3 separate regions of the Mus musculus genome follow, and regions 2 and 3 are each linked to region 1. Evidence: chromatin loops called from intact Hi-C (ENCODE). Cell type or tissue: heart. All regions are shown on one strand.

Region 1 (8,000 bases):
TTGACATGAAGACAGGTCCGGTACTGTTTTGTCAGACTCCCTACATGTTTACAAAAAAGGAAGAAGGGCTGGAGAGATGACTTAGTCGTTAGAAGCACTTGCTGCTCTTGCAAAAGGCCCAGGTTCAGTTCCCAGAACTCACACAGTTCACACTGTGTGCATCTCCAGTTTAAAGGTACCTGATGCCCTATTTTTTTCAATTTTTTATTAGATATTTTCTACATTTACATTTCAAATGCTATCCCGAAAGTCCCCTATACCCTCCCCCTGCCCTGCTCCCCTACCCACCCACTCCCACTTCTTGGCCCTAGCGTTCCCCTGTACTGGGGCGTATAAAGATTTCAAGACCTAGGGGCCTCTTTTCCCAATGGTGGATGACTAGGTCATCTTCTGATACATATGCAGCTAGAGATACGAGCTCTGAGGGTACTGGTTAGTTCATATTGTTGTTCCACCTATAGGGTTGCAGACCCCTTCAGCTCCTTGGGTACTTTCTCTAGCTACTCCATTGTGGGCCCTGTGATCCATCCAATAGCTGACTGTGAGCATCCACTTCTGTATTTGCCAGGCACTGGCATAGCCTCATAGGAGACAGCTATATCAGGGTCCTTTCAGCAAAATCTTGCTGGCATGTGCAATGGTGCCTGCCTGATGCCCTCTTTTGACCCCCACAGATACTGCACTGACATGGCACGCATGCATACATGCAGGCAAAACGCTCATACACATCCAAAAATAAATAAAATAAGTATTTTCAAAAGTGTTTTTGAAAGAAAAGCAGGGGACTAGAGGGATGAGAAAGAAGGAGAGAGAAAGAACATTAAGATGGGCTCTTAGGACTGATGAGATGCTCAGCAAGTAAAGATGCTTGTCTCCAAGCCTGAGCGATGCCATGAATTAGATGCTCGAGATCCACATGGTAGAAAGAGAGTACTGGCTTCTAGAAGTTGTCTGAACTCAAGATTTGCCCCATGACACACGAACACACACACATTAAAACGTTTTCAAATGTTTGTGGTTCAGGTACTTGGTGGTGAGACTTGGGGCTCACTGGCCAGGCCTGAATCAAAACAATATGGTGGAGAACAATTGAGGGCAATCTGCCGTCAGCATCTGGCCTCTGCATACACATGCATACAGGCACGCACGTACACAAATATGCACATGAAGACACTGAAGGACTTAGTCGGCAGCCATTCATTTGGAACCTGCTTCTGCTCTGTTTAGTACTATGGAAGGCACAATATGGGAAGGAGGAGGCACAAATGATTGTGAGAAATGCACTAGGCCTAGGGCTGGTCTCCAGCCTTCATAGGGAGGCTACATTTACCACCAGGCATAGCTGCAAAATGATACAGTTTGGCTTCCTATCACTGTGGGGCATTGCAGGCTTCGTGCAGGAGTCTGAGCATGGAAGGGTGGTCTTTGTGGTCAGTGTAATTTTGTAGCAAGAAGCAAGGAAGTCACTCCAGGTATGGAGGACAGCATGAGAAAGGCAGGAAGGAGGAAGGATCACAGAATGGGATGAGCTGATGGCTACCTCATTAGGACATAGCTGGATCTGAGCAGAAACAGGCACAAAGTTGGCTAAAGCCAAATTATGATGAGCTAGGAGCACCAGACAAATGAGGTATAGACAGTTTGCATGGCCCTGCTGTGGGGAATGACATAACCTGTGTATGTTTTAAAGATGTACCTCTATGAGAATCTGTTGGGGGACAGATTTATGCATTGCTCTCACATCTGTTGGGCATCCTGTTAAGATGCAGATTCTAGTTCAGCTGGTCTGAGGTAGGGCCAAAGGCTCAAGCCCAAGGTGATGCTGATAATGTCCATCTGGAGAAGCCACCCAGTTTTCAGCTGAGTTTAGAAAGTAATGGCATAAAGACATGGGTATGTCTTGACTGTGGGAAACTGTGTCCTTTGCAGTGGGGAGAAAAAAAAAAGGTGTAAGCCAGGCATGGTGGGCTATGCTACCGTACCTATAATTCTAGCTGAAGCAGGAGGATTGCAGTGAGTTCTGGGCCAGCTTGAGCTACACAGAGGGAACTTGAGAATGTCTGTAGTGAGATTATCTGGAACACTGGATCTGGCTAGAACACACCTGCCTCCATGGGCGTTTCTTTTGCCTGGCTAAGGTGGTCAGTGATCGAGACGTGCTATTACAAGCCTGAGAACGTCTACCTCAGTTTCTCTTCTCTTCTTGGCTCCTCAGCAAACTTCTCCCAGTTTGCCTTCGAGTCTGTGGTGGCCATTGCCAATAGCCTGCACAACAGCAAGGACCTGAGGAAGGACCAGCACGGGAGGAACTGCCTTCTGGCCTCCTACGTGCACTACGTGTTCCGGCTGCCGGAACTGCACAGGGATACATCCAAGTCAGGTAGTGCTTCCTGGAGCAGGGGTAGGGATGGGGATGGAGATGGAGATGGGGATAGGGGCAGGTATCAGCAGGGTACCACGTCAGACCACTGCCACTGGATTAAAGGCTCAGTTTTGGTTTTCAGAGTAAAACTTGTATACGTGCTGAAATTAAAAGTTTGTAGATGCTTTGCCCTCTCTTCCTTCCTCCCTCCCTCTTTTTTATGTTGTACTTACTATGTCTGCCTAGTTGGTAACTTCTCAGTGATTACCCCACTGCCAATTTGTGATCCACTTGAGGGTCTGCTTTAAAAGACGGCGAACTGTCAACTGTAAGATTCTAGAATAACAGCAAGGAAAACACAACCTATGCCACATCAGTGACACCATTGAAAGTTCTTAAACTTTTCATCACATAAAATAGTCTTCATTCCCCTGAACTATGTTAATAATAATCCATTTTGGTATTCTTCTTAGTTATTTACGTAGACCATAAACCACAATGCCTGGGTAGCCCGGTATATAAAAATATCATCAGTAGACTTTTTTTTTATTACGTATTTTCCTCAATTACATTTCCAATGCTAGCCCAAAAGTCCCCCATACCCCCCCGCACTCCCCTACCCACCCATTCCCACTTTTTGGCCCTGGCATTCCCCTGTACTGGGGCATATAAAGTTTGCGTGTCCAATGGGCCTCTCTTTCCAGTGATGGCCGACTAGGCCATCTTTTGATACATATGCAGCTAGAGACAAGAGCTCCAGGGTACTGGTTAGTCCATAATGTTGTTCCACCTATAGGGTTGCAGATCCCTTTAGCTCCTTGGGTACTTTCTCTAGATCCTCCATTGGGGGCCCTGTGATCCATCCAATAGCTGACTGTGAGCATCCACTTCTGTGTTTGCTAGGCCCCGGCCTAGTCTCACAAGAGACAGCTATATCAGGGTCCTTTCAGCAAATGCTTGCTAGTATATGCAATGGTGTCATCATTTGGAGGCTAATTATGGAATGGATCCCTGGATATGGCAGTCTCTAGATGGTCCATCCTATTGTCTCAGCTCCAAACTTTGTAACTCCATCAGTAGACTTTTAAAAATTCCACATCCAAATAAATTTGGCACCTTTTAAGTCTCTGCAGTCATAATTTACATAAATCTGTAGTTCCAATCCAATTTTTAAACCAGAGTTGGACTTCCTTTGAAATATTGCATCTGCCTGTCCTCAAAAGATGACTCTGGGTGACTCAATTCTGAACAACTTTCCTCCAAAACTTACAAGACTTGTGTCATTCAAATATTGAGCACACAAAAATATTTGTGTTTCTCGTTTTCCTTGAGAATTCAGAAACTCTGGCAATTGGTGACAGACTAGTACCAAGTGTATGCCTCCAGTCCCCCCACAGCCCTCCCCACTACCCTCCACCTCACACCCTGCCCCTCCGAGCTGCAGAATACTCAAGGCCCCATCTTAGGTTCACATTTCCCCACCATTCCTCCCTTAGTCAGTCTTTCTTGAGCTCCGTAACTGACTCTGTCCTGTCTGTTGACATGTCTCTGGCTGCTGGGGTACAGGTGGCCCCACCACCGTAGTCCCCGACCCCCGATACCACACATATGGACGCACATCTGCCGCTGCAGTGAGTTCAAAGCTGATGCAGGCCCGTGTGATGAGCAGCAGCAACCCAGACCTGACTGGGTCACACTGTGCAGCCGATGAGGAAGTTAAGAACATCATGTCTTCAAAGGTAGGGATGGGGGTGGGGAGGGGGCACATGTACTCTTGTTTTGCTTCTTAGCTGATGTCTACTGTATGCACTTCTAGGTACAGCTTGATATTTTGATATGTAAGTATTTTGTATGTTGATCAGGTCAGGGTACTTAGGATGTTTAGCACCACATACATCCATCTTTCCTTGGTGGTTAGAATGCTAACATACTCTTTTTATAGAGATTTTGAAGTATTTGAGAAAGAGTTTTGACCATTGATGTTTTGGTGTAGTACCGTATTAAAACACGGTGGGGCACTGTTCTCATATTTTTTTCCTGCTTTCTTAGCACACTAAAGGAACTGTTGGTACCTGAATCTTTTTGGCGTTGTTTTAACTTGGGGTTCTTTTAAGACGGGGTTTCTTTGTGTAAACCTGACTCTCCTGGAACTTGCTCTGTAGACCAGGTTTGGCCTTCAACTCAGAGATCCACCAGCTTCTGCCTCCTGTGTGCTGGGATTACAGTCATGTGCCACCACTGCCTGGTTCTTTTAGGTGTCTTGACATAGTGTCTCACTCTGTAACCCAGATTAGCCTAGAATTTAGTAGGTAACTCAGACCAACCTTGAACTCACGGATATTCTCCTGACTCAGCCTCCCGAGTGCTAAGTTTACAGTTGTGAGCCACCATGCCTAGCTAGGTACTCAGTTGCCCTCCATCGACTTTGCCAAATACTTTCATAAAACACTTATTTAACTTGCATGTAGAAGCATTTCTGCATGTATGCATGTATGTACACTATGAGCATACCGTGTGCCAGAAGATACCAGCAAAGGTGTCGGTTGTGAGCCATTGTGTGAGTGCTGAGAACCAAACCCGGGTCCTCTGCAAGAACGGCAAGTGCTTTTGAGCATCACTTCAGCTCTCTACCTCTGTCGGGTGCTTTGATGGTACTTTTCCAGAACGGAACTATTAGTGTGGGGTGGTTATTTTGTGTCTTGTCTGTTTGTTTAATTGTCCATATTCATTGTACATGCGATGGTTTTATAGTTTCAAGTAGACCGAGTACGTTTACCCTCACCCCTCAATGCCCTTCACTGGTCCCCTTCCCTTCTGCTTTCATTTTGTATGCATTTAATGGACTCAAGTGTCCCTATACAACGTGTGCACCACAAACCAGAGAACGCATGCAATATTTGTCTACGTCTGGCTTGCTTCACTTAACATGATGGTCTCCCAGTATGCCCATTTCCTAGCAAACAGCATAACCTTGCTCTCTGTGACTGAATAACACTCCGTTGTGTGTATAAAATATCTTCTCTACCTCTTTATTTGCTGATAGACACTTAAGATCTTTCCATAGCGTGACTACTGTGAATAGTGATGCAATAATATGGATGTGCACATGTCTCTCCAGTGTGTGACTGATAGCCTTTCAGGTACCTAGCCACATATGGTTGGCTGGGTCAGAGGGTAGTGCTATTTGCAGTGCCTGAGCACCCACCATACTGATTTCTATAAGGATTGGACAATTTACGTTCCCAACAAGGAGTCTGTCCACCTTCACTAGCACTTTATTACAACTATTCTCTTTTCCGTCTTTATTAATTATTTGAGAATTTTAGGCAGGCCCTTTCATGATATTCACACCAACTCTTCCAAGATCTATCTCTCTGCCCACACCAAACTTCATGCCCTTACTTTCTGGTGGTTGTTGTTGTTGTTGTTGTTTTCTTTAATAACCCACAGAGTCAAATTTGTGCAGCCTAGATAGATAGATAGATAGATAGATAGATAGATAGATAGATAGATAATATTATGTATTATATATTACATATATAATACACACACTCATGGCCCAGGGTCATCCACTGGAGTGTGGTTGACCTACCCGAGGCCACTCCCAGAAAGAAAACTAACTCTTGCCCCCAAAGCCAGCAGCTGTCCATAGCTCCTCATAGAGGAACTCATGAACCACACCCTTCCTATAACGATGGCTCTCCTCAGTGAGGGTGAGATATAATCAGTGGCTGTTTCATTAATGCTTTTATTTTCCTCTTTTTTTTTTCTGGTGGGGGAGGATCTGCTGTCCTTACTCTATATATGATATTCAGTTTTCCCAGCCCCACCTAAAGAGGTTGTGTTTATCCAGTATGTTTCAGGCTGGCCTTGAACTCCTGACCTACCTGCCTCCACTTCAAGAGTATCGGAGTTGCCTTTTCCTGCTGGCTAAAGATCCCACATATGTTTCACGTGTTTCTTGGCCAACTATTCTTCATCTTTTGAGAACCATCTGTTCTCTTTATTGCCTGAGTAGTTCCATTCTTCCATATTTAGTGCCCTTAGTATATTCTAGGTATTAACCCTCTGTCTGCCACAGGTTTCCCGTGGGCCGCCTCTCGTTGCCTCCTTTGCTGTGCAGAAGATTTTTCGTTTCACGCAATCCCATTCGCCAGTTCTTGGGGTTCTTTGCACAGAGCATTTGCTGCCATTTTGAAGTGTTTTCTCTGTCTTACACTAACCGTCTTGGAGTTTCTTACGTTGAACTCTTCCGCCCGTTTTTAGTTGACGCTCATACACTGTGAGCAATGAGAGATGAAGATCAATTTCCTTATTCCTTACTCTGTATGTGATGCCCAGGTTTCCCAGGCCGCTTACTGAAGAGGCTACTTGTATCCAACGTACATTTCTGGCATCTTTGTCCAGCTTCACGTGGCTGTAGCTTTGTGAGTTTAATTCTGGCTCTTGTATCCATTCTATTGGTAAGGCTTTCTACTGAGATTTTTGTTGTTGTCTGATTTATTGAGATCTTCATTCCCAAACTTCAGTTTATTATTTTTCATCATTTCTACATTGCTATTGAGTTCTCTTTCCTATCCCCTATTGACTTCCTTCTTTATACAATTGTTTAGTGCTGTCTCCTTAAATCTATTTAGAAATGTACTTGTGTTGTCCTTAGTGTCATTGATCATTCTTATAAATAGTCTTTTTAAACTCTTCTGGGATCTCATCTTATTTCCTTCCATTGGAATCCGTTATTATAGAACTGGTCATTTTTGGAGGAGTCATGTTGCTTTGATTTTTCAAGTCTCTTATGTTTCTGCAGTGGGACTTGTACATCTGGGATTACGTCATGGTTGGATTTGTTGATTATCTATTTCATTTAAAATATTCTAATATCCATCCTCCCCGCTAGTTGTTAAATCAAATCCTCACAGCACATGTTTAGGGCATTGAGCATAACCTACAGCAAGGGAAAAAAATGGTCTTTGTGTGACTTGTACGAACACAAGTGCAGATTGTCTCTATGTAGCTAGCTATGTATGGAAGCAAACTGGCTTTGTGGTCACATACCTGGAAGCTGGTGCACAGTACCTTGATGCAGTCGCTTGTCTGACTGCAGGTGCTGATCCCATCCCTGTGTAGCATCTCACTGTCCCTTCTCTGGTGTATGGGTTTTGAGCCTTAGCACCCTGTGTTGCTGCGTGTTTGTTTCCTACATCTATCTTTTCGTTGTTTGCCACACAGCCTGTCTGGTTTATGGGCCATGTAGTGAGTATTTTAACTAGAGGAGTCTTTCAGTCAGTGGGTACTGGAAGGGACTGTCACCAAGCTTTCTCCTGGCACTCACCCTAGTACCTTTAAGCATTTGCTACTATGTTGGAACAAAGAGCTCTACAGTCCCGTTTACTTTAGACAACATGGTATAAGATGGGTGGTTGCCATGGACCAAGGTAGCTAGCTAATGCTGGGCATCTGAGGGACTGTGAGTCAGCGCAAGATGGCTAGCAAGGGATGTCCAGGGAACTTAGAAGTAAGTGGTGATGCTTTTTAGCAGAATGATACTTTTATGTCACTCTGTGTAAATATGAGGACTTCTCTTTTGACTTTGCTTTCACCAGCCTGCCTATATGTGTGTGTCTGTCCATAGGCCTGT
Region 2 (8,000 bases), 110 kb after region 1:
TGGGTAAGAGCACTGACTGTTCTTCCTTAGAAGGTCCTGAGTTCAAATCCCAGCAACCACATGGTGGCTCACAACCACCTGTAATGGGATCTGACGTCCTCTTCTGGTGTGTCTGAAGACAGCTACAGCGTACTTATGTATAATAATAAACAAATCTAAAAAGAAAAAAAAAAGATGTCAAGTTTCCTGGATCAAGCCTTGCTAGCACTCTACGCAGAACAGGCCCTCACTCAGTGAGTACTTGGTAAATGATATTTCTAAATGAAGCAAGTGTGCAGGGACAGGCTTGTACACATAATCCCTCTACTTAGGATCCCGGTATTATCATACACCTTTCATACACCTTTTGATGTTCTATAAATATTTGATAGCAGCCACAATAATATAATGACTATAATTATGCCTAAAGATTATACTTAGCACAATATTCCTGAACTAGGGTTCTGTCCATTAGCAACATATAAAACTTACCCGGGATGCGATAAATTCTAATTTTTTTTTTCTTCAGGGTTTCACACACTTATTTCCAGGGAGCAGGCACCGGGGCTGCCATACTCTCTTGAGCATTGTGCTGGGTCCTCTTTTCTTTCCACATTTAGATAGTGATCACCTTGTTTTCTAACAGCATCGGGACTCTTGCAGCCATTGCCTGGGCTTCTTAATGTTTATGAGTGAGAGGCAAGGTACCGTACACAGTGTGAGCTCAGCACTTGGCATAGGAGAGAACCGAGGCAGTCAGGTGGGCCACTCCTCTCTGCTCCCTTATGTGATTCAGCCTTCCTACATAGCAGTATTAAGACCTGTGCTCGTGCCGGGCAGTAGTGGTGCACACCTTTAATCCTAGCACTTGGAAGCAGAGGCAGGCGGATTTCTGAGTTCAAGGCCAGCCTGGTCTACAGAATGAGTTTCAGGACAACCAGGGCTACACAGAGAAACCCTGTCTTGAAAAACAACAACAACCAACCAACCAAACAAACAAACAAAAAAGACCTATGCACGCACAGAGTACTTGTTTGATGGGTTAGAATTTCTCTGGAAGACCAGCACATCACTGATTTTTGTTTGTTTGTTTGTTTTTTGCATGTTGCACTTCCAAGAATTGCCTCCCTCTGTGAACCATTCCATTCTAAAGACTGGTGTTCTCTTTAGGTCATTCCCAGTCCTGTCTCACTGCGGGGAGCTGCAGAGGGGATGGGGTATCCTACAGCCTGGATGGACCTTCAGGTGTTATTCCAAGGGAAAGAGGCCCCAGCTTTCAGAGCCTTCATATCGCTATGTTTTCATTCATAGGAAACAAAAACCAGGCAAACCTTAGAGACAGAAAGTAAACAGTTTAGTGGTTGCCAGGAGCTACGGGAGGGGAAGGGAGAGGAGGGGAGGGAAGGGGAGGGGAGGGGAGGGGAGGGGAGGGGAGGCTGCTGATGGCTGTGGGGTTTCTTTGCAGGGTACAATGAGTGGTACTTCTGAATACACTCAAACACCCCCCAACTGTGCACAGTGAGGGTGAGTTAAATGATGTGTCAATTGGCTTTAATGTAAAAGAATGAGTAAATCAAAGATAAAATTTCAAATATAAATCTGAAAATTGAATCTATTTTTCATCCCCGAGACAAGGTCTCACTGTGTAGCATTGAATAATCTGGAGACCAAGCTGGCCTTGAACCCCCAGAGATGCATCTGCCTCTGTATCCCAAGTGCTGCGGCTAAAGACTTGCACTACCACACTGGGCCTGCTGTGTTTTATTGATCACATCGGCCCACTCTTTGAGATCCTATATGTTTAATGCTTGCTGAGTAAATGTAAGGAGGGAGAAATGAAGGGGAAGTCAAGACTTGGAATTCTGGAGGGGTAGGCATTACAAACTATTTTTTTTGCATGTGTATGTATGTATGTTCATGTGTAGGCACACTAGTGTGTGCAGATGAACATATATACTCATGTGAGCATGTAGAAGCCAGAACTTGAAGTCAGATGTCTTCCTGGACGGCTTCCCACCTTATTTACTAAGGCAGCCAGTCTTCCTGAACTTACAGCCCACTGACTGAGCAGTCTAGCTAGCCAGGTGAGGACATTTGAAAAACAGGAATCCCATGGTTCCGATCCTCTCCCTGTAAGCACGTTTCTCAGGAATTATCCTGTATGAGTGGTGTCTCCCACACCATCTACTGAATCCAAGGACCCTCTTAACCCATGTAGAAACTGAGGTTCCCAGGAGGAGACCTTTTGCTCTGTTACCCATTGCCTTTTGCTTGTTCTAACAGTCTGGTCTAGGAGAAGGGGTGCTGTGTGTGTGTGTGTGTGTGTGTGTGTGTGTGTGTGTGTGTGTGTGTGTGTGGTGGAGTGGGCACGAAACAATCGAGACGATCAGAACCTTCAAATCTGTCTTTATGGTTGTTTTAGCAATACCCATTTTTCATATAGCTCAGCCTGGCCTGGAACTTGCTATTTAGCAAAGGATCCTCCTCGCTCCAGATTTTTTCTTCTTCTTCTTCTTCTTCTTCTTCTTCTTCTTCTTCTTCTTCTTCTTCTTCTTCTTCTTCTTCTTCTTCTTCTTCTTCTTCTTCTTCTTCCTCCTCCTCCTCCTCCTCCTCCTCTTCCTCCTCCTCTTCTCCCCACCCCCTTTCTTCTCTTTTTGGTTTTCTGTGTAGCCCTGGCTGTCTGGAACTCACTCTGTAAACCAGGCTGGCCTGGAACTCAGAGATCCGCCTGCCTCTGCCTCTCAAGTGCTGGGACCAAAGGCATGCAGCATCACTGCCCGGCTTCCAGGCTTCTGTTATGTTCCCCAGCAGTTATGTTGTTTTTGATCACTGGACTCTCTGTCTTTGGCCATCTTCTTGAAAGAGGACTTGTGCCTCAGTTCCCAACTCATCTCTTGTGGATCTACTGCCCTTTCTTCTGATGAAGCTTTTAGGGACAAGTGACTTCTTTCTTGTGCTCCACACCCTGTAGCCAGGCCTTGTCAGTTTGGACTCCAGACTCCTCACTCTGCTAGGAGTGCTGGAAGGAATGAATCTAGGTCCCTGCGGCTTGCTAGTTGGCTGGAACTTTCCATCGGCTCCAGAGCGGACTTGAAACCTCGAGTCTCCTACTCCATTCAGGTTCCCAAGCCAACGTCTTAACGGCGCCCGGTAACAGGCGCTATTAGGGTGCTACTCTGCTCCTGGCGCGCCCAGCTCCCAAGGTCGAAAACTTGCTCGCACCGAACCCCCTCCAGGGCGAATGGGAGGGTCGCTCGGGCGGGTAGGAACCAGTGGTGTGGAGGTGCGCCTAGGAGAGTCGCGGCGGCGCGCAGGCGCACTGGGCTCTCCACGGCCGGCTCTCGGGTACAAAGAGCGCGCGGTGCCTTGCGGACTTCTCGGTTAGAGCTGCAGCCGGTTTGTGTCCCTGCACTCGGTGGCTCCCGGCAGCCGCAAGTTACTCTTGCACGGCCACTGCAGGATTCTGCTCCGCGATCTAGTGTAACTGGGGTTTGAGTCTGGCGCTGCCCGAGGCCCCGCCCAGCGCTTCTCGGTCCCTCCCCGCGAGCCGCCCGCCCTGTGCCAGCTCCAGATTCGCGGCGCTGGAGGTGAGTAGTGGCAACGCTGCGCTCCTGTCCCCTGCAGGGACGATCTGGGGCGCCTGAACTCCGACTCTACCCTGAGCCAACAGGGTGCCCAGCCTCACACTCTTGGCGCGTGCTGGAGCGCACGGCGACACTGGCCCTGAGATTGCCCTGGGAAGGTCCGTGGGGTTGCCTTGGCTAGCAGTCGCCTGGGATCACCGCTGGCGCTCGAGGGGGCGGCGCCTCCCGACCTGGAGTGGGGCGCGCTGGTCCTTTGATACTAAGCCGTCCTTTCGGAGCCGGAGTGCAGTGCAGTGCAGTGCAGCGCCCTTTTCCGAGGCGTCCCAGGGTAAGATTGGTGTACCCTCTGGCAGTAGGAAGCGGCGATTAGTGCTCCTTTATCCCGGTCCCGGAGCGGCAGGTGGCCCTAGCTGGTGTTGCAGGGTCTGGGCGTGGGGGAGGGGTGGGTGCGGCCTTTAGGGGCCGCCCTAAGCTCCGGGACCTGCTTGAGTTCCTGAGGACCTGCAGTGTCAGGTCCAGCAGGACGGGTGGCAGCGTCCCGGGGCACACTTGGTCGCGCAGGTACGTGGGAAACCCCGCGCTCGGGAGCCGCGGAGCTGGTGAGTCTCATCCCCCCTCACCAGGTCCCTTTGCAACTTTCAAAGGCAACTTTTCGCGGGCGGTCCGGCCTGAGCTGACTCCGCGCGGCTGACCCGGCGCAGGCCTCGTTGTTCGCGTTGGCAATGTTCTGTGGCGTCCCCCAGCGCTTGTTTTCTGCACTTCTCTCCCGAGGTGCCTCTCCGTTCGTCTAATTAAAGTATGGAATCAGACCGAGAGCCCAAGACTAATCAGGAATGCCAATCCCCCGGATCAGTGACCTTGGTTGTCACCTGGGCTACTTGGGAACCAAAGCCTCCTTGCGTTAATTGCGAGTTTGTTAGAGTTGGCTTTTATGCGGTACTTAGTTATCTTGTTTCTCATTTCGTGCATCGCTCTCCAGTAAGTTGTTGGGCTCTTCAATGTTTAATCTATTTAAGTTTTATTTTAAAAGTTGGATGTAATACACATCAATATACTTTAAAATTCATGAGTCATTGGCTTTTCATATAATAATAAAATTATGCCATCAACAACGCTCCCACCTCTCCACAAAAACCATCTCCGGGACCGAGCGGCTGCTGTTTCTGTCTCTTCCCTCGGGTAAGAGGGATAGATAGATAGTGAGAAGACACGTAATCAACCTTCGGTTGTTTTACAGCTAAATTTTGGGAAAGTGCTGAGCAGGGCGGCTGCGGGAAAGTGTGTCAGTTGATTGGGGAGATTAAAAAGGGTGAGGATGGAGGAGTGTCTGTCTGCCCGTGCAGACATTCACTTAGCTGGGAATTCATTTAGCTTCCACGGGGGCCTTTGGTGATCTTTCTGAGCGAGGGTTGCCTCCTCCACAGGTCGTGCTAGTTGACTGAGTTACTATGGCAAAAGTGAGTTCTGGAGATGGGTGTGGGTTGGGGGTTGGGAGGAGGGGGTGGAATTGGGGGGAGCGACAGGAGACAAGGAAAGACTACAGAAATCAGAGCTTGCAAGTGCACAAAGGAGAGAGATTAAAGGGGGGGGGGAAAGACCCTTCAAGTTTAAAAGCAAGGATTGTTTTTAGTACTGGGGTTCCAACTCAGTCCTGCTAAATAAGTATTTTACCATTGGGCTCCACTCCCAGTGCCTAAAAGTACTTTTTAAAAAAATGTTGGGGAGTGGGGGGGAGGGTATGGGGGGCTTTTGGGATAGCATTGGAAATGTAAATGAGGAAAATACCTAATAAAAATATATATAAAAAAAAAGTCTAAAAAAAAATGTTGCCCAAACTGGCTACAAAGAAACTACAGGCATTGCTACATCAAAAACTAGGTTGATGATCTTATGTGTACTGGAGCTCAGGAGACATCTTTCTTGTTTGTTTGTTTGTTTGTTTGGTTTTGGTTTTTCGAGACAGGGTTTCTCTGTATAGCCCTGGCTGTCCTGGAACTAGGAGACATTTTTTACAAGGGAGGATGGAAGAGGAAGGGTCTAGATGGGGAGAAAGCCAAGGTTTGGGGAGACAATTCCTTTTAACGGCTGTGTAGTATTCCATTGTGAGACTGTACCACACTTAATTCATTTTAGGATGGGACTTTGAGTCCATGTATGTGCATACATGTCTATTGGGAATAGGAGCAAAGTTTAGGAGTTCTGAGCTAGTGTTTAGATTAGATGATACTGTCAAATAGATTTCCAAAGTAGTTTTTTCTTTTCTTCTTCTTCTTCTTCTTCTTCTTCTTCTTCTTCTTCTTCTTCTTCTTCTTCTTCTTTCCTTTTCTTTTCTTTTCTTTTTTTTTTTTTTAAGATTATACTGATATCAGCAGTGTGAATGCGCTTTATACTGGCCTTAAACTACAACAGGAGATTTAACAGTGGTGCCCTCTGCTAATATAAAATCACAATTCTAGTACTTTTATATTGCTTCTTAAACATATTTTAATAGTTTTGAAATATTGTTATTAAAATACCACCAAACCTGTGTGTGTGTGTATATATATATATATATTGATATATTGATATAGGATCTCATGTAGCCCAGGCTAGCCTCAGACTCACTGTCTAGCAGAGGATCGTCTTGAACTTCCAGGTGCTGGGATTGCAGAGCTGTGTCGGTCGCCATGGTTGGTGCAGGTTCTGGGATGATTCTGGGTGTGCCTTCAAGGGACCGTGATCATCCTGTCATTGGGAATGTTTATCCATGCTTTGGCATGGTGTGTGATGCTGCAGGAATCATCTTTGTGTGTAGCTTTCCTCTCATACTTGGTTGCTTTGTAGTTGAGACTTCTCCTTTGTGTGTCTCTGAATCCTTGTGGGTTACACTGCTCCCTGCAAAGCTGAGGAACCTCTGAACCGAGTACAGAATTGAGTAAAGACATCTTTCAGTTGGTAACAGTGACAGGGTCTCTTGTGGGTTGAAATGCTATTTCTGAAGATAATGGCCAGGGCGACCCTAATGTCTTCCTTTTAAATAGAGTAAGTGGCAATTTTATTGAGCAGTCACGTTCAGTTTTTCTTTGTGTGCTACTTTGTGGCAGAGGCTCTGAGCCAGGGGCCTTAGGAGATAAAAAGAAGGATCTTACTATAAAGTCGGGTTTTGTTGGTTTGTTTGCTTTGTCCAGAAAGAGTATGCAAAAATGTAAAGTTCAGCAACTTCTAGCTCGGGACTGAGGGTTATTTTATCTGTTTATGTTTGAGTTCTGAATCAGGTTCTTCCGTGGATGCTTAGGAGCAGTTTCTGAGAGCTGTCAGTCTTGGGCTGATCTTCAAGGGATCTTAGGGGAGCTGAGGGCCACTGAGCATCTCTAGGGGGCCTCCACAGTGGACAGGGACGTACTGTTGGTTTCCAGGACAGCAGAAGTGGTGTGCCATTCTTTACTCTTTTTCAGGAAGATTCCAAGTAACAGAGCCAACAGAAAGGCAGGGCAACACTTGGCTTTATAGGAAGAAAGCCTCCTGCACGTCACACTGTGGGGGCTCCTTTTGAAGACTTGGGGGGCTGGGATCCATGTGTGGCTGCTTGGTGTAGCTGGGGCTTGCAACTTCTTTTCTTCCCTCTCTTGGAATTCAGTGGAAATTTCCCTTATGGGAAAGCTTGTGAGTAAGGTGATAGCCTTTAACTTTGGTAAATAATAATTATATTTCTTTCTATGACATGCAGAGTTCTGGTGGAGGAACCCTGAGCTCCTAGCAAGGAGAAGGAACTGAGGTACTGAGCCAGAATAGGAAGCAGGGGTCAAACCTGCCTGCAGTAGGCCCCAGTGGCTCATTCTCAGAGGTAGTCACTGAACTAGGAGTAGGTAGCAGAGATCTGGGGTACAGGCAAGGGGTTGACTATATGTTGAGAACCAGAAACTCAAGTAGGCAAGGCCATAGAAGTTAGATACCAGCATTGCTGGACATGGGATGTTTGAATGGCCGTTTGAGATCGCCCCCTTTGTCCATAGACTTGTGACTGTGAATACTGTTGTTCTGAGCCCAGATCCCCTGATTGGAATGTAGGATCTGTAGCTTGCTCTGTGAGTTTTGGTGAGTTACTGAACTGCTCTTTGCTTCCCTTGCCCTGCTGTGAAATGGTGTTAATAGGTCGAGTGTGTGGCATAAATCTATAATCCCAAAGACGTGGGGATGTTGGACTGGTCATGTGTTCGAGGCCAACCTGGGAGAGACACCTGTGCATTTGGGAGGGGCAAGGAAAGAGAACAATGAAATTGGCTTGGGTGAGAGAGAGTTGACCCTGATGTTTTTGTGACTGTCTCCTCCTTGCTCCCCAACACTGCACCACCATACCCCTAGGCCTGGAGATGTGGTTGTCTTTGCCCAGGGCAGGTGGGGTCCTGACCACAGCCTGCAGTATCTCCGGGTGTTTTTTATTTCACTCTTAGGCTTTAA
Region 3 (8,000 bases), 48 kb after region 1:
GGAGCCAGCATGGGGGTGCTGGAGCCAACCCAGGTCCTCCAGGAGAACAGTCAGTGATCCTGACCACTGAGCCATCTCTCAAGCCCCAGTTGGAGCCTTCTCTGATGTCATTATCATAACTAAGATAGGTAGGACAGTTTGGGGTAACATCCAAAAATATATGAGCACTAATGGAAAACGAGTTGGTTCATTCCTAAATTTCCAAAAAGATTACCTTAACTAAGTGCAATGCTTATTTTAAATTAAGAGAGAGAGAAAAAAAAAACATTGGCTGTTATATGAATTATTTCCCACATGCTGTGCTGAAGTTGTATTCATAAACAGAAACAGCTTTACTTTAGAAGTCAGTGTACTTTAAACCCTTTCTCTTTAGGTTCAGTAGTTTGGGGAAAAATTACTTACACAGTTAAAAATACTCAGATCTGTAAGAGAAACAATACATTATAACTTTGAGATAAAAGGAAGGAAATTACTTGAGATCCATGAAAATGGACGTCATTTTATCAGACTTTTTTCCTCATAAGACTTGTGCTAGCCGGGCAGTGGTGGCACACACCTTTAAATCCCAGCACTTGGGAGGTAGAGGCAGGTGGATTTCTGAGTTCAAGGCCAGCCTGGTCTACAGAGTGAGTTCCAGGACAGCCAGGGCTACGCAAAGAAACCCTGTCTCGAAAAAGCATCGGCACCCAGCACACCATTGTCATCTAGACAATGTTACCTTTTCTCTGTTTTGAAATTGTAAACAAAAATATTAAGGGTGATAATAAAGCTTACAAAAGAGAGAACCCTGAAGCACCACCACCACCACCACCACCACCCCCCGCCCCTTAAGAGCAGTGACGTTGAAAGGTTATCCATGAAACTTTCCTAATCTGTCTTCAGAATTGCCAAGAGCTACCAGGCATCGCCTGACCTGCGGCTGACTTGGCTCCAGAACATGGCAGAGAAACACACTAAGAAGAAGTGCTTCACAGAGGCCGCCATGTGCCTGGTGCATGCAGCCGCCCTGGTGGCCGAGTACCTGAGCATGCTGGAGGACCACAGCTACCTGCCGGTGGGCAGCGTCAGCTTTCAGGTAAGACAGGCAGTGCATCCAACCAGGAGCTGGGTTCCTTCCACCTGAGGGAAGGCGTCCTCAGCCACCACAGGTGATCCTGCATGGTACAGAGGAAAGACCAAGGATGTTTCCACCGTTAAAATATCGGTTCCCGGTTTTCTGTGTTGCTACCGTTGAAAACCCCTGTGTCAAAGCGATATCACTGCCTTGTCTAATGGCCTCACCATCTTTTAAAACATATTCATTACAGTAATGGTACTTAGATTAGAGGTAACAGTAGCTTTGGGAGATATTCTCAGACATTTTAGGCATTTGCCCATCCCCACAAGCCTGTGAAGCAGGCAGATAAGGAAGGCAGTGTTACTTCTGTTTCACTGATGTAAGAAACAAGACGGCATTTTTTTTTTAAAAGATCATTTAAACTCTTTCTGGAACATTTGTATTTGGCTTATCTACTGGCAAGGAAGGGACACCAGTATAATGATTCCCTCACGGGCCAGTCCCTCGATTCTGTTCCCTGGCTTTGTGGGACCCAACTCTTGTCCAAAGCTAAGAAAGAATCCAACTTACCTGAAATTGGAAAGAAATGGCTCCATGGATGCTTTCTGTGAACAACCTGAAATTTACCCACAGCCATCAAGGGCAAATTGTGCCAGACCTAAAAACTCTTAACAGGGCTGCCCAGCATCCCCTTGGACTATTGTTACTGTAATGCGCTACTTAGAGGGCAGAAAAGTCTCAAACAAGTGTTATGAGTAGTTTTTCTTAAAGAGATCTAAGCTACAGAGATGATCATCCCCGCTGCTTACAGGACAGCCATGGACCGTTCCCAGCCAGAGCTGGGAAGCTGGAGACAAGCGTTTATATTGCTCTTGTTTGGATTTCCATGGATGAATGTAAAAGGCTTTGTTCTCATTATTGTTCTTCAACACAGTTTTGTGATGCTTTCTGTAAAGGAGAAAGAAAAGACGATTCTAAGTAGCTTTCCCAGGCTTAGAGTAAAAGACACCGAAACTATTGCTGGTGCAGCCCAGAGCTTCTGGTTTCTCAGGGTCTGTTCATCTGCGAGCTGGGCCTTATCTCCAGTCATTGCTGCCGCCTCTCTTACAGTAACAAAAATACTTACTCTTCGATTTCATTCTCAACAGATAAATTTTAGTCTCAATTCAGAAATGTCTTTTATAAAGCCCAGTTCAATTCTCGTTCAGACGCATAGAAGGATTCCATCTGGTTTTGAGTCAAGTGAATAAGAAACTGTAAAGCAATGTTTGTTTTGTCCACTTGCCTGTCACGGAACTGCTGTAGCGCTGCCCTCCAGCTCCTCCGTGACACACTTGTCCCTTTACATCGCACTGTCACCCTTTTTTCTCAGCTAATCTACTGAGCTATTCCTTGGCCATCTCTCAAGCCTTTTCCTAAATGCTCTACTTTATGGTTTACTCCTTGATGCTTAAACATTATCCAAATTTCATTTTTACTATTATATTTAATAAGTCTCGCTTTATCCTTATTTTACTTAGAATTTGGTTGACTTTCTTATTTTGATAGGTGCCAAGGTGAGATAAAATTCCAGAACACCTGAGGAAGTCTATGTTATCCTTACGTGGAATATACAGATATATCTTCTTATATATTTTTATCTATTCCTTCTTCTTTTTTTTGTCTCTTTTGGCTGTTTGTTTTGTTTTATAGTGCTGTTGTTCTTTGAAACAGGGGCTTGTGATATAGCCCAGGCTAGCCCGGGGCTTCCCTAGGTTGAGCAGCATAGCCTTAAACTCATAGAGATCTGCCTGCCCTGTGCCATTCAAGTTTTCAGATCAAAGGCCACCATGCCTGGCTATCCATTCCTTCTTTCACATTCATTGAAGATTTATCCTGTCCACATGAACTTTATATTCTAGCAACTAATGATAAATAGAAAGGATACAAGATGCTGTGAACATTATCGTGTGCCCCAGACTAGAGTCAGGGGAAGGATGGAGATTGTGAGAAGGAAGGTGGAAGGAACTGTGATGTGTAAGGGCTTCTTAATGTGCAGAACATGACGAGCCAGATGTCCTTGAATACAGAACAGACTTCAAGCCATGCTGATGCCTATGGGAGAAATACTATATGTCTATGGGAGAAATACTATATTCTCCCAAGAATCCTACAAAGTCAGTTTGGATATGGGTGCTGGAAAGGGAGTGATACCAAGCCCACATTAACCTAAGGAGATGTGGAATCCATTAGCCTGTATGGGGAAACTAGCCCTCAGTCATACTTGCCAGTCTATACCTAGAGACCCAAGCTCATCCAACCTAGGCAGTGTCTCCACCTTCTGGGGTGTGGGCATCACTCTTCACAGGCAGAATTTCCACACTAAGGATGCTCGATTAAGATTCAAGACTAGGAGAGAAGACGGAAATCCTCCTTTCTAGAGTTGCAAAGAAAGTCTCAGGGCATCTTATTGGTTCTGAGCAGGTCTTATGTTTATCCCTGAATCAGTCATAATGGTCAAAGTAGTAAGATGGTCTGATTATCTATCCCATAGTCACAGGTCACACTGAGCATTACCAGTGTTTTTCTTAAAGAAAGTTAAGATACTTTCTGTCACAGAAGAATAAAGGAATTCAGACAGTATTAGCAACAGGTATTCTCTGCTGACAGCTCTCTCTCTCTCTCTCTCTCTCTCTCTCTCTCTCTCTCTCCTTCATTTCTTCTTCCCTCCCTCACCCTCTCTCTTTCTTTGACAGGATCTCACTGGTCTTGAACTCAGAGAGATTGCCTCTGCCTCTGCCTCTGCCTCTGCCTCTGCCTCTGCCTCTGCCTCTGCCTCTGCCTCTGCCTCTGCCTCTGCCTCTGCCTCTGCCTCTGCCTCTGCCTCTGCCTCTGCCTCTCTGCCTCTGCCTCTCTGCCTCTGCCTCTCTGCCTCTGCCTCTCTGCCTCTGCCTCTCTGCCTCTGCCTCTCTGCCTCTGCCTCTGCCTCTGCCTCTGCCTCTGCCTCTGCCTCTGCCTCAAGTGCTGGGATTTTAGGCTTGTGGCCCCATGCCTGCCTCTATTGCTTCTTAAACATCCTGCTTTAGTTTTTAACCTTGCTGTAATAAGATTGAGCCTTTGGGAAAGACTTGCAAAGCAGAGATAACTAACTTGGAAGAATAACAGGAGAAATGACTTAGAAGGCAGTGAGGTCCAAGCCACTGAGATCATCGGAATTCTATCCCTGGAGTGCAGGCAATGCTGATCTCACAAACACAGATATGGTTGTTACTTTTACACCCTCACTCTGAAGCCAGGAATGTCCGCCCAGCATCTTTTCCCCCCGTGACTTACAGCTACTGAGCTGCCCGGCTCATACCTATTCCTCTATGAGTAGAAAAATCTCATACAGTGCCAGTCGTGCTGGTGTCCTAAGCGATTAGATCCCTTCAGCTGAACTCTTGCCCCCTCTGCCATCAGTTCATCATGAGAAATCACGTTTGGAAGAAAGATTGGTCACAAGGGACTTTGAAAAAAATTCTGTGTTGATAAAACTGTATTCCAATGTAACTGTGACAATCTATGACGACTGCCTCCTTATGGATTCCTAAGGGTGATTCCTGTGACCTTGTTCGCCAAGTCAGAAAGTGGACAGCCTTTATATATCACAGAGAGCATCAGAGCAATTTTCAATGACTGGCTGGAGTATACCCCAACCTCAGGGGACAGAGTGTTAACCATTGTTGAGCACAGCATTAGGAAGGCGTGTCCTGTGTGCTCTTTGCAGTTACTACACGCTGGAGGTTTCCCATTTCTTCTCTATACCATACTCACTTCTTCCATAGCTGTAAGCCAAGAATGGCTCGTGGCCTATCAGAGGTATTGATGTCCCTGCCAGGATCAGAGCTCAGATGAGGCAAGCGGGGTATGTGCAGCACACAGCTTAAAGAGAAACTCATGTCAGAGGCAAGCAGGTCCCAAGTCAGCCATCCCAGGACCCTGAACATGAGTGCTGCCTGAAGGCTTGTGCCCTGCGTTTCCCATCCGAGCCAACCCTGCCCGAAATGCTTCATCCCCTGTTAAGATGCTCTCATGCCTGTAGTTTATAGAAAGGAAAACCACAGAAACAAAAGGGGAGGGCAGCTTCTGAATTATATCACAGCACCCATAAAGACATTCTCGTCCATTACTTTCCTATGTAATATTACACTTATGTAGCTCAAGGTCAAGACTGCAGGAGCAACATGTTTCAGCAAAACAGGAATCGATTTTCTGCTCACTGGCCTTGCCCTTAAAATCCAAAACATTCCCTCTTTGTCCTTAGGGTCATCGCACTAACAGTAAGGTTGTTTCAGCTAAACTGTTACTACATTAAGGAAAGTGTCCTTTCTAGACCGTTGCCTTATGGTTAAAAATTGTAGAGTTTGGTGACAAGTTTCAAAATGAATGGCCACCAGAAGCTCACAGGTTGGAACCATAGACTCGTAGCAATCATGGTCTGGTGAAGGTTGAAGAGCTTAGCTTCTTTATCTGTCTGGGTTTTGTGGTCCCTTGCTTGTCAGGTCCGCTGTTCCCCGGGCTCACAGTGGGTTCTCTTACAGAATATTTCTTCCAATGTGCTTGAGGAGTCTGCAGTCTCTGATGACACCTTGTCACCTGATGAGGACGGCGTATGCTCTGGTCGGTACTTCACTGAGAGTGGCCTGGTGGGCCTCCTGGAGCAGGCTGCGGAGCTCTTCAGCACGGTCAGTGTCTACAGGGCTCATTCACACCCACAGGAGCATGCAGGACAGGGCTGGGCCTGGCTGGATGCTTCCGGATTGGTCCAGTGGAGACGTCCATGTCCACAATTGCACCAGTTCTCCAAGGGAGGAGAGAAAGCCTTTCACCGTGGGCATACTCGTATTTCCACAGTGTGCTCATTGGCCAGGAGCAGTTTCACTGTGTTCTTTCTAGTTAATAGGGGTAGAAACTAAGCCACGGAAAGTGAAACAGGGTGCCCAGGTTACACAATCAGAGATGAGGCATATTCTCAATCCCTCATTTTCCCACTCACAGGAAAAAGTAGAGGAAGATCCTCTGAGGATCTATGATGCCTTCCACATCTGACACCCAACTGGTCTTCAAGACCCATACCCAGGGCAGCTCAGAGAGATGGAACTGTGGAAGCCATAGAACTATCCCTTAGCCCAGATCCAGAGCCACCCCTTAGCCCGATCTGGGTCTCCCAGTGAAAGAAAAGACACAGAACTACAGTCCAGGTCAAGGTGGCAAGGCACTCGTAGCTTTTCGTTTTAACCATTGCCCTCTGCCCCCATAGTGGAACCCACGTAAGTGGAGCACTGTATTTACCTGACCAATCTGTTTTCCTCCCTACATTATTTCTCATTCTCCCCTCTTCACCTCCAGACTCCCTCCCTAGACTGTCTACGTTTGGGCGTTTGTGTTCACTACCTTTATTCTCCTATCTTTGTTTTCCTAGAAAACTTTTCCAGAAAGGAACTTTTAATTTAACTTTTAGTCACAAAACTAGCTTTCTTATTACATTTTCCCACATACATATCATTATACTTTTCTCCTATCCACTCACACACACACACACACACATACCCTTATTTTCCTGAAATTCTAGAAAGTCAACTGGTAAGAACCTTATTAGCTCCCTGAGGCCCTGCATCTGGCGAGAGGAGAACCTAAAAAAAACCCAAAAGCCACAAGCACACCTCTCCACACCCCTCACTGCCTGGGCCATCTCCTCCCTTGTTTTCAGTTTGTGAAAAGCCTCCTTAGATGGCAATGCTATGTTCGTTCCTTACTTACTTGACGACATAAAGATAGCAACGTGCCTGGTTTGACCTGAAAGCTATGGCTCTCCAAAGATGCCCAGCTGGGCCTGGATTCTGTAAAGCACTGCGATGTCCCCCTGTGTGGTATTTGCATAATTAACTCTGGTCCCTTGTCTTAAACGTCCAATGCATTAACTAATCCCGTCTTTCCCAGGGAGGCTTGTACGAGACGGTTAATGAAGTCTACAAGCTGGTCATCCCTATCCTGGAGGCACACAGAGATTTCCGGAAGCTGACCTCCACTCACGACAAGCTGCAGAAGGCCTTCGATAACATCATCAACAAGGTAGCTGGGGATGAGCCTGGCCCATAAGTTCTGGTAGCAACGCTGCGGCAGGCGACCCTGCCTTAACGCTGCGCCACCATCTCCCTGGCGCTCATCATTGCTGTAACTCTCCATCAGACAAGGAAGGGCCGGCAGTACAGTGTGGCAGATTAGATTGCTTTATAGCTAGGAAATGTGAGGATTTTAAAATTTGAGTTAAATGAAGGCCCCAGAAGTCTCTCAGTGGATTTCTTTTGTCATCTAGGGTTTATTATGTACATATTAAATCTGCTTAACAGAGGGGATCTTCGTAATGCCAGCTGTGAGAATAAATTGCCGCCCAATAACCAGTCCTTTTAGCCCAGTGGGTCACCAGTAAGCACAGCTAAAGGAGGCTTCTCTTTGCTCCCGGGACAGGACCATAAGAGGATGTTTGGGACCTACTTCCGAGTTGGTTTCTACGGATCCCGATTTGGGGATTTGGATGAGCAGGAGTTCGTGTACAAGGAACCCGCAATCACGAAGCTCCCGGAGATCTCACATAGACTAGAGGTGAGAAAGTGAGACTGTGTGCGACCTTGGACATTCCCCCCCCCCCAAGTAGGGCAATGTGTCATTTTTAAAATATGTTCATTGCTGGCCTCTAAATTTCCCACCTTGCATTTGTAGTATGGGAAAGTAGGCAAGATTGGGAATACCATACTATTGGGACATTTTTCTCTTGAATCCTGTGTGCGTTTTACAGAGTTTAAAGTTTAAATCTTGAATCTTGTTTTTTTTTGTTTTTTGTTTTTTTTCAAGACTATAAAATTCAGTCAGCATCCACCCTTCCTTATAACCCCTTCCATACATGGCCAATATGTACCCACAGACA

The links. A loop is a pair of places that touch in the nucleus more often than their neighbours do. Peaks named below come from ENCODE experiments on the same cell type or tissue, not always from the same donor. Only the 100,000 strongest peaks of a DNase experiment are listed, where the experiment ranks them.
Region 2: it touches region 1 in a loop (7-fold over the local background); 10 of 42 quality-filtered maps call a loop at or near these places.
Region 3: it touches region 1 in a loop (2.4-fold over the local background); 2 of 42 quality-filtered maps call a loop at or near these places.

The regions. Positions count from the first base shown.
Region 1 is chr19:25,128,136-25,136,135 of GRCm38, forward strand. It overlaps Dock8 (dedicator of cytokinesis 8), which reads left to right. Exons shown (of 48, transcript NM_028785.3): 21 at 2,216-2,380; 22 at 3,929-4,101. Among named protein-coding and RNA genes, the nearest start is that of Gm34186, 24 kb to the right of the region's middle. In heart, CTCF peaks have their summits at 658 (motif pointing left) and 4,357; no DNase peak of the experiment used is centred here; H3K27ac peaks cover 114 bases.
Region 2 is chr19:25,233,427-25,241,426 of GRCm38, forward strand. Kank1 (KN motif and ankyrin repeat domains 1) reads left to right here and starts at 3,549. Exons shown (of 14, transcript NM_181404.6): 1 at 3,549-3,891. In heart, a CTCF peak has its summit at 4,313; DNase peaks (open chromatin) are centred at 3,225, 3,485 and 4,215; H3K4me3 peaks cover 2,572 bases; H3K27ac peaks cover 2,256 bases; H3K27me3 peaks cover 1,605 bases.
Region 3 is chr19:25,175,946-25,183,945 of GRCm38, forward strand. Dock8 (dedicator of cytokinesis 8) reads left to right here. Exons shown (of 48, transcript NM_028785.3): 39 at 883-1,075; 40 at 5,617-5,760; 41 at 7,016-7,147; 42 at 7,544-7,678. Among named protein-coding and RNA genes, the nearest start is that of Gm24252, 14 kb to the left of the region's middle. In heart, no CTCF peak of the experiment used is centred here; a DNase peak (open chromatin) is centred at 4,316; H3K27ac peaks cover 1,874 bases.